2 separate regions of the Homo sapiens genome follow, and region 2 is linked to region 1. The links are chromatin contacts, found by Hi-C or POLR2A ChIA-PET in ENCODE. All regions are on one chromosome and are shown on one strand. The core of a region is the stretch at or near the end of the contact, and the rest is flanking DNA. Distances in the headings are between cores, read along the strand shown.

Region 1 (7,009 bases), core at 1,808-4,307:
GCTGAGAAAGGGGATGTGGTCCACTATAGGAGGAAGAAAAACCATCAAGAAGGGGAAGAAGCAGCCAAGGGCACAGGGAGAACCCAGATGGAGTAACTTCATGGAAGCTGAGGACTTGGGCGATTCAAAGAGGAGGGGCTGTCTCCAGAGTGGGTGAGTGCAGAGGGGACTAGGAGTGGAGGAGACTTAGGTGGCATAGCTAGACATGGCAGTCTAGGAGGCAACATGGTATTCAGTTTCTTCTTTGTTCAGATGATTGAGCTCAAAGATGGGGAACTGTGGGAGAACAGCAAAGAAACTGTGAGATGGAGGTTGGGGGGCTTGGAGAGAGGGCAATGATGGGGAAGGAATGCCCAGAGCCCAAGGCGGGAAGGCATGGCCTCTATGGAGTCCCTGGGTCCAGTGAGTAGAGGGGGCTACCTGGCTGTGGTGGAGAAATGGGGGCCTGGATCCTGAGAATTCTCCAAGGTAGGTATCAATATTCCTTGTTTACCAATGAGGAAACTGAGGCACATTAAGGTTAAGTACGTTGTCCAAGATCCAAAGTTGTTGACGATGGAGCAGGCTTTGTACCCAGGCAGAAGAATTCTGTGACCCTCCCCAGCCCACCCACACCTCACTATAGAAAGAGGAGGCCCACTTCTGGGCTCCAAATTGCTTGCTACTAATTTATCAGCAGGAACATCCCAGTGCCCTCACCCAGCCCTCCTCCCCTCCACAGGAAATCTGCGTTTTCACAGGGACCTTTTGGAATCAGTGTTTATGTCTTTTCCAACCCAGAGCTGAGGAAGGGGCTGGGCAGTGGAGGGGCTGGAGGGAGGCTAAAGGGCCAACAGGTAGGGCAGGGAACCTCATGTCGTGAGAACTGGGGAACAGGTCCTGGGCTCCCTTCTGGACCCCAGTCCTCTTGCCCATGCAGGGAGTACAGGGTCTGCCCTGGCGGATCTGGTGGATCTGGAGGTTACTGCTGTAGGCCTGCCCCACCAGCCTGTCCCCAAACATGGATGGGCCCATCACACCCAGAATCTGCTCTCTGCCCCATGGAGCCTGGGCACTTTCCCATTTTTCTTGTTACCAGGATGGCCACGTAGGACCCCTGTGGTCTCAGTGAATCTCCCCGCTGGTGGTGGAGACAAAACTCAATAAACAAGAACTGTCAGGTGACAGCACAGGTCATGATGGACCTAAAGCAGAGGCTGCGCGGCAGCTTGCCGGGGCCGCTATAGGTGGGGCTGGTGCTGGGTGCCTCCCTTGTGGTAGGGCCAGATTGTGGTGGCCTTTCTGGCCTTGCCCCCTTTGGTGATTGGGGCTCTGGATTCCAGGCAAATGGGGTCCTCTGTGTCCTCCCCACTGCAACACAGACATACACTGGGGCCTCAGGTTCCCTGAGGGAGATGTGCAGGGTCCAGTGTCCAGGAACACGGGCTTGGCTACCACAAGAGGCTGTAGTGGGTGGTGGCAAATGTCCCTCTAACTCTGACAGCCGGTGTTCCCTACCTGGGAGCACTTCCAATCCTGTTTAATGAACCTCATGTCTCTCTGGAGCAAGAAGCAGTACCTTGGCCAAGGCCCCTCCCCACATCCCTGCCTCTGTTTCTGCTTCAATCTTTCTTTGTGCCTCTTTCTCCCTTCCTTGATTCCTCTCGGGCTCTCCCCCACCGCAGTCCCCTCTCTTTTCCTCACTCTTCCCCTGGGAGCTCGGGGGCTGGGGAACGGGGCTGCACATACAAGCCGGAGCCATTGTTCAACAATCTGTTTTTGTCTTCATCTTGTTGGCAGGCGGCAGGAGAGGAGCAAAAGGTTAATGAGGCACTGTGCAGCGGGATTACTGCGTGAACGGGCGGGCGGCGGGCGGGCGAGCGAGCCAGCCGTGGTGACAGGGAACTAATTAGGAGCAGTTTAACAGGAGGAAAAAGTGAAATCTCCTCTTCACCAACTGTCAATAATTAGCTGATTTGGTGAGGTTGAAATGTGTCCACAGAAGGTGGGGCTTGTCTGTGGATGAGTGAGGTACGGGGAGCAGGGGGGCAGCCGGGAGCTCGAACCCATCCCTAGGTGATGTTGGGGTGGAGGGGCTGTCCCGTGGCCCCAAGGCCTGCCCTCTGCCCCTCTGGCTGGCATCCCTCTACCTCAACTCTCCATATGACCTTGGGTCTTAACCTCAAAGACCTCAGTTTCCCCAGCTGGAAGATGAGGTGTTGGAACTAAGTTTCTTCCTGTAAGAACCAAGTTTCTCCCAGTAGGATTAGGGAAGTGAAAACTCAAGACAGGGCCCTGGTGCTAGACAGTGGACTGAGTGAGTCCACTTGAGTTACATGCTGCCCCTCAGGTGCCCGGCCTGCAGCAAGGGTGTGCCCTCTGGGAGCCACCCTCTGGGAGCCATGTCTGGGCACGGCAAGTGGGCAGGGCCTTAGCCTTCCTGGGAACGTGTCTTATGGCCCCTAGACCCTCACTGGCTCCTTTGTCCTCCCTGCAGCTGTGGGGGCTGGGGTGGGGATGAGAGATTGGGTAGTGTGCTTCCTGGCTGGGGCTGCGGGCAGGGGAGAGGGCCCTGGGGCGCCCTTGTAGGGGCTGGCGGCTATGAGCGTGTGTCTCTTCCCTGCCTCAGCTGTTGCAGGGGCCCCTGGGGGCAGGAGTGAGGTTCACTGGCCAGGAGGCTTGTTTCCTGTGGGCCTGTTCCCTCCTGGCTGTCTTGTTGGTTTGTTGGCATCTGCCGTCTGCCTTCCCTGAAGCCTCAGCAGAGAACTGACCTCCCCCGGTACCCCCACCACCTGTTCCTGCCCCTTCTAGCTTTTGCCAAGCACCTCAACTAGAAGAAAAGACAGCCTAAGAGTCTCCCAGGGCCAGGGCTTCCTGCCCTGAGCCTCCCATGTCAGCCCTGGGAACTCCCCATGTCCCTCCCTCTCAGCTGAGCCCCTACTCACCTCAGCTCTAGAGGGTTCTGGGGATTAGAAGCCATGTTCTGAGGAAGTCTAAAGCCTTCCCCCGATGTCCTCAGCCCGTTATGAGCCTTGTCTCGTCCTGGCCTCAGAGGGTGGCTCTTACAGGCCACACCCATGTGGTAGACGAGGCAGGAAGGCCAACCTCAGCCACCCCATACTCCTTCCTGCCTCCCCACTTACAGCTTTCAGGGTTAAGAAACAGAGAGGCATACCCTCCCTGTATGGGCAAAAATGTGGGTACCCTCAGTGGGTACCAGAACCTCCACTATCTCTACCCTCTTACCAGCCCTGATGAAAATGGTGGTTTTGATGAACCAGCCTGGCTAAACAGCTGTGAGCCACCAGAAGCAAAGTCCCCCCAGCTTATCTTTCTTTGAGAAAGTATTGGGACCCCCAACCAAGAATGGAGAAGAGCTGGGAATAAGCTGGAATGTGAGTCCACATTCAAGCTGGTCTAGAAATGGCTCCTCCTCCAGGAAGTCCTCCCTGATCTTCCCCACTAAGATCTGTCTCACCTCACCTGTGTAGGCTCTGGTGGTGTGTTTTCTGTGTTCCATCTTCCCCCTTAGGACAGTAGACCTTTCTCCCTTCCATGACACAAGGTGTCCCTGTGGCAGAGAACTGGTGCCCTTTATCAACACCTAGTACAGAGCGTGGCTCATCTGGGTTCACCTTGACTTTGTTGGTCCCTGCTTCTCCCACTCTTCCAGGGTTGATGCGAGGCCAGAGACAATGTCTAGGGCACATTGCATCCCTCCTGAGTCTACAGCAGCATTCAGCGTCTCCCAGAGCAGGGGCCTCCTTCCCTCCAGTCTCAAATCCATCTCCTACTTTGCTTGGAGATGTTTGTTTGGGGTTTTTCTCATTTACTGGTTTAATCAGTCCCTACTGAACTCTAAAGTGGGCTATTTTTGCCGTCAGAAATCTGCTGCCTCCCCGCCCGCTGCTTTCTTGGAGTTTGCCCACAGGACCCCCCAGGAGGGATGGATGGGAATGGCAAAGCCGCTCAGAGCCCAGGAACGCCAACGCCACCTGTCATTTTGCCTGTTCCCCACACCCCCACCCCAAACCTGCGCGTGCACACAGGCTCGCACACATACACGTGCACGCAAGAACATGTACACATGCCCGGGTGGCAGGCCTCGGCGGGGCTGCCTGACAGCCTTTCCCCCACAGTTCTTTTTTCCAGGACCTTCCAGGACACCTAGCTGAATCCAGGATAGGGAGGGAGAAGGCTTGGTTGTGCAGAGCTTCCATTAAAGGCATTAATACATGCAAAGTGGAACATGCCTGGCCTGCAGCAAGGCTCAGCCCTGTGAGCTTAGTGAGTGGGGCTGGGGCTGAGTGTGGGGACCCTGGGTGCTGTCCTCTTTACACAGCATCACGCAGGTTTTCTAAGCCTCCAAAGGGCCATCCTATCCATTTTGTGATATAATCCTCGTGGCACCAGGAGATCTTAGAAAATCTTCCCATCATACATGTGGGGAAACTGAGGCCTCAAAGCTTAGAAGACAGAGGACAGAGAATGATTCTGAGATTGGTCCACCAGAGGGCACCCAGGAATGGTGCAAAGCTCCAAAATGGTAGGGGGCGGGGTGTGGTCTGAGCACTTGCTGGGAACACATAGCACAGGGGAGCCGGAAAAGTGTAAGACAGGATTCTTGCCCACGAGGCACTTCAGTGTCACTTAACTCAGCTGTTACTGAGGACCTACTGTGCACAAGGCATAGGGATACCGAGCTGCCTGGAGCGGCTCACAGTGGGGTGGGGCAGGGGACTACTGTAGTCACCCCTGTTTAGAGTGCAAATGAGCCTGTGCCTGGGGATGGGATGGAGATAAAAGCATGTGCTGGGGACACAGAGGCAGCAGCAATGGATTTGGTCTAAGAATATCAAGGGAGGCTTCCTGGAGGAGGCAGCCTTAGAGGGTCAGGATATAGCCTGGACTTAGGACTCAAAGCGTATACTTAGAATGTACAGAAAATGGACAGCAGTTGATGGGTGAAGAAGCTGGAAAAAGTCCCAGAAGGCCTGGAGTGTCCAGCTGAGGGTTCTTTCACTGAGAAGGTAGTGGGAGCCCAGAGCCAGCACCAGAGGCCTAACTCAGGGGTCCAGGGGTCTAGGCTTAGGCCTCAACTGCTCCCCAGCCCCAGCCTAATGCCTCTGCTCTCCAAAGACACTCAAGATAGCTCTCCCAAAGGTGGGGCCTGGATGTGTGTGTGTCGGAACAGGACATGGGGCCTGCCCAGCCCTGGTGAGAAAGGATGGGATGTTGTGCCCAGTGGACAAAGCGGTCCCAGGCCTGGCAGAGGCCTCAGGCACACAGGGTCAGCCAGGTGCCTGCTTGGGCTTTGGGCCCTGCGTCAATGTCGCCACCTTCTGCAGACCCTCAGAAGCCCAGACCTCTGCCCAGGAGCAGGTGGTGGCTTTGAGCTATGTCACAGGGTCACACCGAACACCCCACCCCCCCAGCCCCATGCCTTTGAAAAGGAGGCAGAAAAGCCATCAGAAGAAAGGCCAGCAGGAGGAAGTTCTTTGTAGTAGGTAAAAGCCCCCAAGAATGGGGCACAGGCAGGGGATCCAGTTTCCTGTTTATGTCTCCGCACCTTAGCTCCAGGTTCAAATATGTAAACTATCTGCTGGCCTGGCTGCAGGTGTGTGTGTGCTCCCAGGCTGTAGAGGCAGAGGTGGCCCCAAATGCATTCCTGACTCTAGCCCCCCACCCACAGTGAGGCAGGAGACAGAGACAAATAGCTCAAGGTTAACCCTTCCCACACCACAAGGGAAGGTGCTTGGCTATTCTAGCTGGGCCTTAGGGTGCCCGGGAGGCTGGGGAGACGCTGGATAGGATGCTCCATGTCTGGGGATATCTCCTGGAGGGGCAGCAAGGTCTGAGCGGGGTTGGGAAGATGGGGTGGCACTCTGATACGGAGAGGGGCACATCCCGAGGAGGCTGGCTGGGAGCTGGTGTGCAGGTTCTGCCTGGGAGTCAGGGAGCGCTAGCAGGGCGGCACTGCTTCCTTCATGGCAGGGCAGGGTGATCCTGGCAGCCCACTTCTGTGGCGGGGGCGACCATCAGGCAGTGCTCCCTGGTCCCTGCAGCCCCTGCCCTCCAGGGCTTTGGCTTTCCATCCCAGACACCCCCTCCCTCGGGAGCCCCTGTTGACTGGCTCTTGGGTGCCCGGGGAGGAGCCTACCAGATGGAAGAGATGATGGGCCCACGGATTCCAGCCCGCCCCGAGCTGGCTGCCTGGGCCTGGGCCACCCCTTCTCCCTATGGCCACTCCTTGTCCTCTCTCCTCATCCCCTTATCCCCGGAGAAGGCCCCTCAGAGCCAGTCTGTGGTCACAGCCAAGTCCCTGCCCCTCGACCCACTGCCCTGGGGCTCTGGCCTTCTGCGGGGTGGAGTTGGTTGGGCAGCAGGAAGAGATGCTTTATTGCCTTTGCTCAGACCTGAGTCACTTTCACTTATCCATGGGTCCAGAGGCCACTGCCAGGCAAGGCCCTAGATGTGGTTCCCTTGGAGAAAACTTGGCCCCACACTTACCTCAGAGAGGTGGTCTTCAAGGGAGATGCTTAGTTTTTGGTGGACAGGGGAGGAAACATCACATATAGGTGAGCAGGCAACTCAGGGGTTCCTGCCCCAGCCTCCCCTAGCCAAGCCCAGCAGGGAGTACCCCAGTGGTCCCAATACCCATGAGACCTAGAGATGGTGGCCACTGACCCAACACCTGGCCATGGCCAGAGAGCTGGAGGGGTCCTAACAAATGACCAGTTAAGTTGGCCTGGGATAGAGTGAGAGGCTATGAACCAGGATCAGCATGAGGTGGGGGTCGGACAATGTGGACCCCAGGCAGTCACTGAAATCCAGTTGCCAAGACCAAAGCCTCTCAGCCCTCACTGGGACAACTCTCAGAAAACTCTCTCTGACGCTCATGGCTGCTCAGTGTTTGTGGCACCCTCTGTCATTACGTTCGCTCCTCGGGCTGGTCCCCCAAGGCCACCATCACAGGCTTGTTCCCTCCGCTTGCCCTTCAAATGTGCCTGTTCCCCAGGCCTTGGCACCC
Region 2 (7,009 bases), core at 1,838-4,337, 260 kb before region 1:
GTTGTTCCTTTATAAAGTCATTCCCAAAACTGATGACCATATTTCAAGGAAAACAGAGCTCTAACTCATAATATTAAGGTTGGGCCGGGCGCAGTGGCTCATGCTTGTAATCCCAGCACTTTGGGAGGCTAAGGCAGACAGATCACGAGGTCAGGAGTTCAAGACCAGCCTGACCAATATGGTGAAACCCTGTCTCTACTAAAAATACAAAAATTAGCTGGACATGGTGGTGTTCACCTGTAGTCCCAGCTACTCGGAAGGCTGAGGCAGGAGAATCGCTTGAACCCAGGAGGCGGAGGTTGCAGTGAGCCAAGATTGTACTACTGCACTATAGCCTGGGCAACAGAGTAAGACTCCATCTCAAAAAAAAAAAGAAGGTTGGAGAGCACTGAACCTGAATGGAAAGGGGACAAACCATACATACTTCCAATTTGAAAAAAAAGTTTTAAGAAAAAATCGTGCAGGCCGGGTATGGTGGCTCACACTGTAAATCTAGCACTTTGGGAAGCAAGGATGAAGGATCGCTTGAGCCCAGGAGTTTGAGACCAGCCTGGGCAACACAGCAAGACCCCATCTCTATAAAAAAAAATAGTGCAAAACTCTTAAGACTATGTAATAGATTTTTGTTGTTGTTGTTGAGATGGAGTCTCCCTCTGTCGCCCAGGCTGGAGTGCAGTAGCACGACCTCAGCTCACTGCAACTTCTGCCTCCTGGGTTCAAGCAATTCTCGTGCCTGGCCCTCAGGTAGCTGGGATTACAGGTGTGCACCACCACGCCCGACTAATTTTTGTATTTTTAGTACAGATGGGGTTTCACCATGTTGGTCAGGCTGGTCTCGAACTCCTGACATCAAGTTCAAGTGATCCGCCCCTCTCGGCCTCCCAAAGTGCTGGGATTACAGGTGTGAGCCACCACGCCAGGCCTAATTTTTGTATTTTTAGTAGAGACAGGGTTTCACCATGTTGGCCAGACTGGTCTTGAACTCCTGATCTCAAGTGATCAGCCCACCTTGGCCTCCGAAAGCGCTGGAATTAAAGGAATGAGCCACCATGCCCGGGCAGACTATGTAGTAGATTTTAAAATCTTGATTAAAAGAAGAAAGCCCACAATAAGCCATGCTGCTATCCGGCTAGTGCACCAGTATGGTAATCCAGCTGGCTTCCACTGGACCTGGTGAGGTTTCTGTTCTGACTGGTCATGTCTCTGGCATAATAGTTGATAAATTTTTGAAAAGTCATTCCTATCCACAGAAGCAATAAACAGTAGTCAAAAACTACTCCCACTTGAGGCCCCTGGTCTATATAGTTTCATGACCCAATTCTCTCAAACCTTTAAAGAATAAATAATGCTCATGCTATTTAAACAATGTAATGACAGAAAGCATTTCTGTTTTACCAAAAAAAAACAAGTATAACCCTCATGTGGCAACTTGAGGAAAATAACACAGAGAAAAAAATCACAAACCAATCTCATTTGAATAGAGAAGCAAAAAGCCCAGGATAATCCATGCTGTTACCAAGTCCAGGCAGGTATGTTATTTTCTCCAGCAGCAGATCAGATGTAGGCAAGGAGAGGGCAATCAGCTAGGGCCTTGATAGAAGCCTGGGACAGGAAAACTGTGCAAGGAGAGTGGCTGAAGTGAAGAAGCGAGAGGGAAGAAATGAAGAAAGGAAGGGGCTGAGAGACTGGGGGCTAATGAAGAAAAAGGTGAAGAATATCACTGCAAACCAAGAATGATGGAACTGAGAGGCCTTCAAACTGTGGCCACCCAGGAGCACTAGAGACTATGGAGATGGAGATAGGAACAGGTAAGGAGACCAGGGATGTAGGGAAGCTGATTTACCAGGGAAGGAGCAAACTGCTCCAGATACCTCTAGAGCAGAAAGGGGGCACGGAAGGTTGAGCTGGAAAACTAGATCAATATGATGACGCTGAGAGCAGACAACAGACAACTAGAGGTCTTACGTCTTGGGCAAGAACCAACCATACACACAGCCACTACACAGGATAAATTATTCAACCTCACTAGTAACCAAAGAAACGTAAATGAGAACAAATATAATTTTACACATATCAATAGGCAAAGATAACTAGGAAAAAAATACTGCTGGACAAAACAAGAGGATGTTTGCACAGAAAATGAGCTCTAAGACTTTTGACTCTGGGGATGAAAAATACCATACAACAATAAAGGGTCCATTAATAAGGGGTTGGTTGAGTGAACTGTGACCCTCTCACGGAAGAAGCTACTACTCAGCTCTTAAAACTTAATATGTAGAAATAGGCTTGATATTGAAAGATTCACTGCTGCATCAAAAAGCAGTTTCTAAAAATGTAATTTTAACGTACTCATCTTTGCACAAGTATAGAAGTATGGGTGATTTTTGTATTTTCTTTCCTTACATGCATTTTGTATTTTTTTCTACAATGAACTTTTGGAACACAATAAAAACGACAAAATCACGTCACCTTCCTGCTAAAAACTCTCCCAATGCCCCCACGGCCTTTGGACTCTGGTCCAAATTCCTCAGCACTCCAAGGACCCTCGTGAAGGATCTTGGCCTCTCTCCTCATCCCCTCACCCAAATCTCACACATGAAGTTCGTGAGGACTCCCTCTTTTACACCTCAGTTCTCTCTGCCCGGCACATCCCCGCCCACCGTTCCAGGGATACAGCAGCAAAGCCCCCTAGCCCCGCCCCGAGCAGCCACAGAAGGGCCTCCCGCGGGCTGGCCGAATTCCGCTGGGAGGAAATGCGCACGGAGACTCCGGAGGCCCGGGTCTATCGCGTGACCGCGCCACGAGCCTGCGCGCAGGGACAGACTGGGAGCCCCCGGGCCGCGAGCAGGGGCAGGGCCGTAGCGTCCGAGCGGCACAGAAGCCTCTGGGCTCCGGGCATGGAGTCCGGCCGGGCTGTCTCCATGGCCGGACTGGGGAGAGGCTCCCGGCAGGACCCGCCCCGACCTCACCTTGGCGCTGCTCACGAAACGGACTTCCACGGAGACCCGCGCGCGGCCCGCCACGCCCACGCAGAAGGAGAACACGTCGCACATGGAGGCCGCCATCTTGGGCGCGCCTCCGCCTTATGACCCTTAACCCCGCCTCGACCTGAGAGGCCACACCCCCTTCTGGTCCCGCCCCCGGCGAGAGTGCCCCTGAGGCTGCGAGGTTTTGGGCTCCACCAAGTCTGAATTTAGGTTCCGTGGTTTGTTGACGGGAGTGTAACTGGGCCTGCCTTTGTGCTTTTACATCGGTGCCTTTTTGTGTCTGTACCTCTGTATCAGAGTCTGTGTGCGCGTACAGTTTTGATGTGTGTATCTTTGAGTCCGTTGCATGTTTTGTTGTGGTTTTTTTTTTTTGAGATAGTCTCACTCTGTCGCCCAGGCTGGTGTGCAGTGGCGCGATCTCGGCTCAGTGCAACCTCTGCCTCCCAGGTTCAAGTGATTCATTCTCCTGCCTCAGCCTCCCGAGTAGCTGGGCGTACAGGCGTGCGCCACTAAGCCCAGCTAATTTTTGTATTTTTAGGGGTTTCACCATGTTGGCCAGGCTGGTCTCGAACTCCTGACCTCAAGTGATCCGCCCGCCTCGACCTCCTAAAGTGTTGGGATTACAGGCGTGAGCCACCTCGCCCGGCCTCCGATGCATGTTTCTATGTATGTTGTCTCTGTCCACACAGTGGCCTGTCTTCACTGAGTAAAGCGCTCTTTGGACCCAGCCCTAGAGTGGGACAGCAGAAGGCCAACTTACTCCTATCCTGTCTAGCTCTCAGCCTGAAGGGAAGGACTAGCTTATACCCCGGAGCTCACTCACCCCACTTGAAGAGTCCAGGACAAGATTTCCTTTCTCGGTAATCCCTCTGGCAGCAGAACAGTCCTGCCAAAGGTCAGGGTGGACTTGTGCCTCTGTCAGATTCTTCAATGGCTTAGGGACCTTGCAACCGGGGGTAGCGGAGGAGTCCATAGGGGACCTCAGATCTGAGAACCTCTGAAACTGGATACAGAAGTGAGTGTGCATATGCACACACTGTCGTGAAAAGGGGGAGGGGCCTGTTCTCTCAGGACCCCAAGAAGCTGCAAACCACAGACCTATGGCATTTGTCCCCACAGCTAGGCCTGACTATCAAGCCTTGTTTTGTTTCCTTGTCCCCTGATTTTGTGAGTTTTGTTTGAGACAGGGTCTCGCTTTGTCGCCCATACTGGCATGGGGCGATCTCGGCTCACGGCAGCCTCCAGCTCCCGGGCTCAAGAACAGACTGGGCAACGTAGTGAGACCTTGTCTCTCCAAAAAATAGAAAAATTTGCCGGGCGTGGTGATGCGTGGGAGGATCACCTGAACCTGGGGAGGTCTAGACTGCAATGAGCCGTGATCAAGCCACAATTATCTATCAAATAATTATAGATAGATAGATAGTTGGCAGGGACAGAGAAAGGTTCTTGAAACTGACCCTGCCTCTCCTCAAGCTTGCAACCTGGTGTCAAGGAGCGAATAGTCCACGGACTTGGGGGAGATAGATAGTTGGCAGGGCCAGAGAAGAGGCTCTTGAAACCGACCCTGGGTCCCCTCAAGCCTGCAGCCCGGTGTCAGGGAGCGAATAGTCCACGTACTTGGGGGCAAACCTACCCGAGAGCAGCTGGGGGCCGTGCCCTCACTCACCACCAGGTGGCAGGGCAGGCTTCCTTCCATCCCTCAGCTCAGTCCCCAAGAGCCATTCTAGAATCTGAATGGTCTGTGCTACAGAAATCAGCTCTGCAAATCCTGGCAGCAGGCTTCTTTCAGAGAAATCGAGCACATTCTTGAGAAGAAAAAGGAGCCATGAGTCAGAGTCATGAAAGGGGGAAATTATAACTGTCCTGTGAAAACACAGCAGAGTTTATGACAAAATGCCAGCCTTGGCATACACAAATTATTCTATAAAAAGATGGGGCTTTGGGAGGCCAAGGCAGGAGAACCACTTGAAGCCTGGAATTCAAGACCAGCCTGGGCAACAAGTGGACGTTGTCTCTACAAAAAATGTTAAAAATTAGCCAGGCGTGGTGTCACGCGCCTGTAGTCCCAGCTGCTTAGGAGGCTAAGGTGGGAGGATCACTAGAGCCCAGGAGGTTGAGGCTGCCGTGAGCTATGATTGCACCACTGCACTCCAGTCTGGGTGACAGAGCGAGTCCTTGTCTTTGCTGCTGGGCCTGAGCTTCTTCTGAGAATGGTAACAGTTCAGACAAAACAAGAAAACGTTGGGAAACTTTGTGAAGTGGGCTAAACAGTCTACCTTCTCTTCTTTGCTCTCAACTCCTTCTGATGGTGAAGAGTCTTCTATGCCCAGATGCTTATTCAAAGAGGTTCCTTCTCCACAGCCAGGCCAGGAAAATATTAATTGCTGGTACAGGTATTACTCCCCCAGGTGAGGGGAGCTGTGATATTATGAAATATATATTTGGTCTTCATCTCGATTTCCTGGCATAGAACTCCTAAAATCCCTAGAATCTCTGAAGTGATGTCTTTTCATATGCTAATGAGTTGACTGATGACTGGTAGACCTTAAGACTCCATAAAAAACAAAAAGGGCAGGGTTGGGCCGGGTGGTGGCTCACACATGTAATCCCAGCACTTTGGGAGGCCGAGGTGGGTGGATCACAAGGTCAGCAGTTCAAGACCAGCCTGACCATATGATGAAACCCCGTCTCTACTAAAAATATAAAAATTAGCCAGGCATGGTGGCATGCGCCTATAGTCCCAGCTGCTCGGGAGGCTGAGGCAGGAGAATCGCTTGAACCCGGGAGGCGGAGGTGGCGGTGAGCCAAGATCGCGCCACTGCAGTCTGTCTCAAAAAAAAAAGAAAGGAGGGGCTGCCATGTGGAATGAGCCCTGAATCTGTGGGGTCAGACACTACCTGCAGGTAGATCATGTCAGAATTTGCTGAACTGGAGGTTGGAATGTGGGGTACACCCCTATACGTTTGGTCACAGAAGTGTTCTGTGTTGATTGTTGTGGGGTGACAGCAGAAGAAAAAAACTTTTTTTTTTCCAGTTGGTCTTCTCTACTCAGGGGCCTACAAGCCTTAACAGTAACCACACACTTTGCACTGTGCATGGCACATTATTGCTTTACAGACATCTTCTCACCCCTGGGTGATCTAAGTTATGAATGCACCCATTATACAGATAAAGAAAAAAGGCTCGGAAGTTCCATAGGTTGGCCAAGGACATAGCTGAAGGCCAGAGTCTGTGCCTCCAATCATTACATTATTCCAGTTTCCAGGAATCAGTATAGAAAAGGGGGTCCCTGCTTGACAGCTCAGATTCTTCTGGTTGAGGAGGCTTTTCGTTGAGGTGTGAGGCAGGGAGCTCCAGTGGGTACCCCCAGGAGGAACTAGTCCAGGCAGCCTGGCTAGGGCCTCTGTCCCAGTCTTCAGCCGTCCACTCCTGACTCGGCATCATCACTCTGGATACTGGCGATGGAGCTGCTGGAAGGCTCATCCAGGGAGGCAGCCTCGGCAGATGTAACTGCTGCCCTCAGCTTTTGCTGCTTCTGATACTTGACCCTGCGGTTCTGGAACCAGACTCTCACCTATAATTGGAGAGTGGGCAGAGATCAGAATGTGACCATCAGGTCCCACTGCTTCCTAATTCCTGGAGTGAACACCCCTCTCTGCCTGGCCAATATTTGCTCTTCCTTCTCAGGGAGGTACCTCCTCCAAAACACCCCTTTCTACAATTCCAGACACCATTCATTCATCTGAGTATTTACTGAGTTTCCAGTATGTGCTAAGCACCATCCTAGGTGATGCTGATACAGTGGTGAGCAACAGAGGCAAGCTGCCTGCCCTCGTGGAGCTCATGAGCTAGTGAAGAAACACTGGCAAGAAACATGTAAACAAACAAAGAGCTATGTAAACACAAAAGGGGGTACAAACAGGGGTTTGGGCAGAGGAGGCCTCCCTAAGGAGCCAGCATTAAAGCTGAGGCTCAAAGAGAGAGAGGCCCACCTGATGGGGACAGAGAAGAGCAGGTCTGCA

Evidence for each region. A loop is a pair of places that touch in the nucleus more often than their neighbours do. ChIA-PET counts read pairs that join two places held with the same protein, here RNA polymerase II (POLR2A). Pooled maps may share reads with other maps.
Region 2: a loop to region 1 is called in a pooled map, with 4 times the contacts of the local background. The contact joins the promoter of SMYD5 here to the enhancer-like site in region 1. A Hi-C loop is called at or near these places in 2 of 50 pooled maps. POLR2A ChIA-PET finds 5 or more read pairs at or near these places in 2 of 52 experiments (PC-9 and RWPE1).

What each region holds. Positions count from the first base shown.
Region 1 is chr2:72,950,124-72,957,132 of GRCh38, reverse strand. All of the region lies in intron 13 of SFXN5 (sideroflexin 5), which reads left to right. Among named protein-coding and RNA genes, the nearest start is that of EMX1, 36 kb to the right of the region's middle. RefSeq lists a silencer at 2,975-3,144 and enhancers at 4,538-5,039, 5,040-5,541, 6,044-6,545, 6,546-7,009. Within about 2 kb of position 3,057, at least 2 of the 41 ENCODE cell types and tissues checked have a DNase peak (open chromatin) inside an H3K27ac peak, as active enhancers do.
Region 2 is chr2:73,210,323-73,217,331 of GRCh38, reverse strand. It overlaps SMYD5 (SMYD family member 5), which reads right to left and starts at 3,087. Exons shown (of 13, transcript NM_006062.3): 1 at 2,970-3,087. The coding sequence starts at 3,065. NOTO (notochord homeobox) reads right to left here. Exons shown (of 3, transcript NM_001134462.2): 3 at 4,819-6,561. The coding sequence ends at 6,403. RefSeq lists enhancers at 2,910-3,149, 2,937-3,231 and a silencer at 4,554-4,623.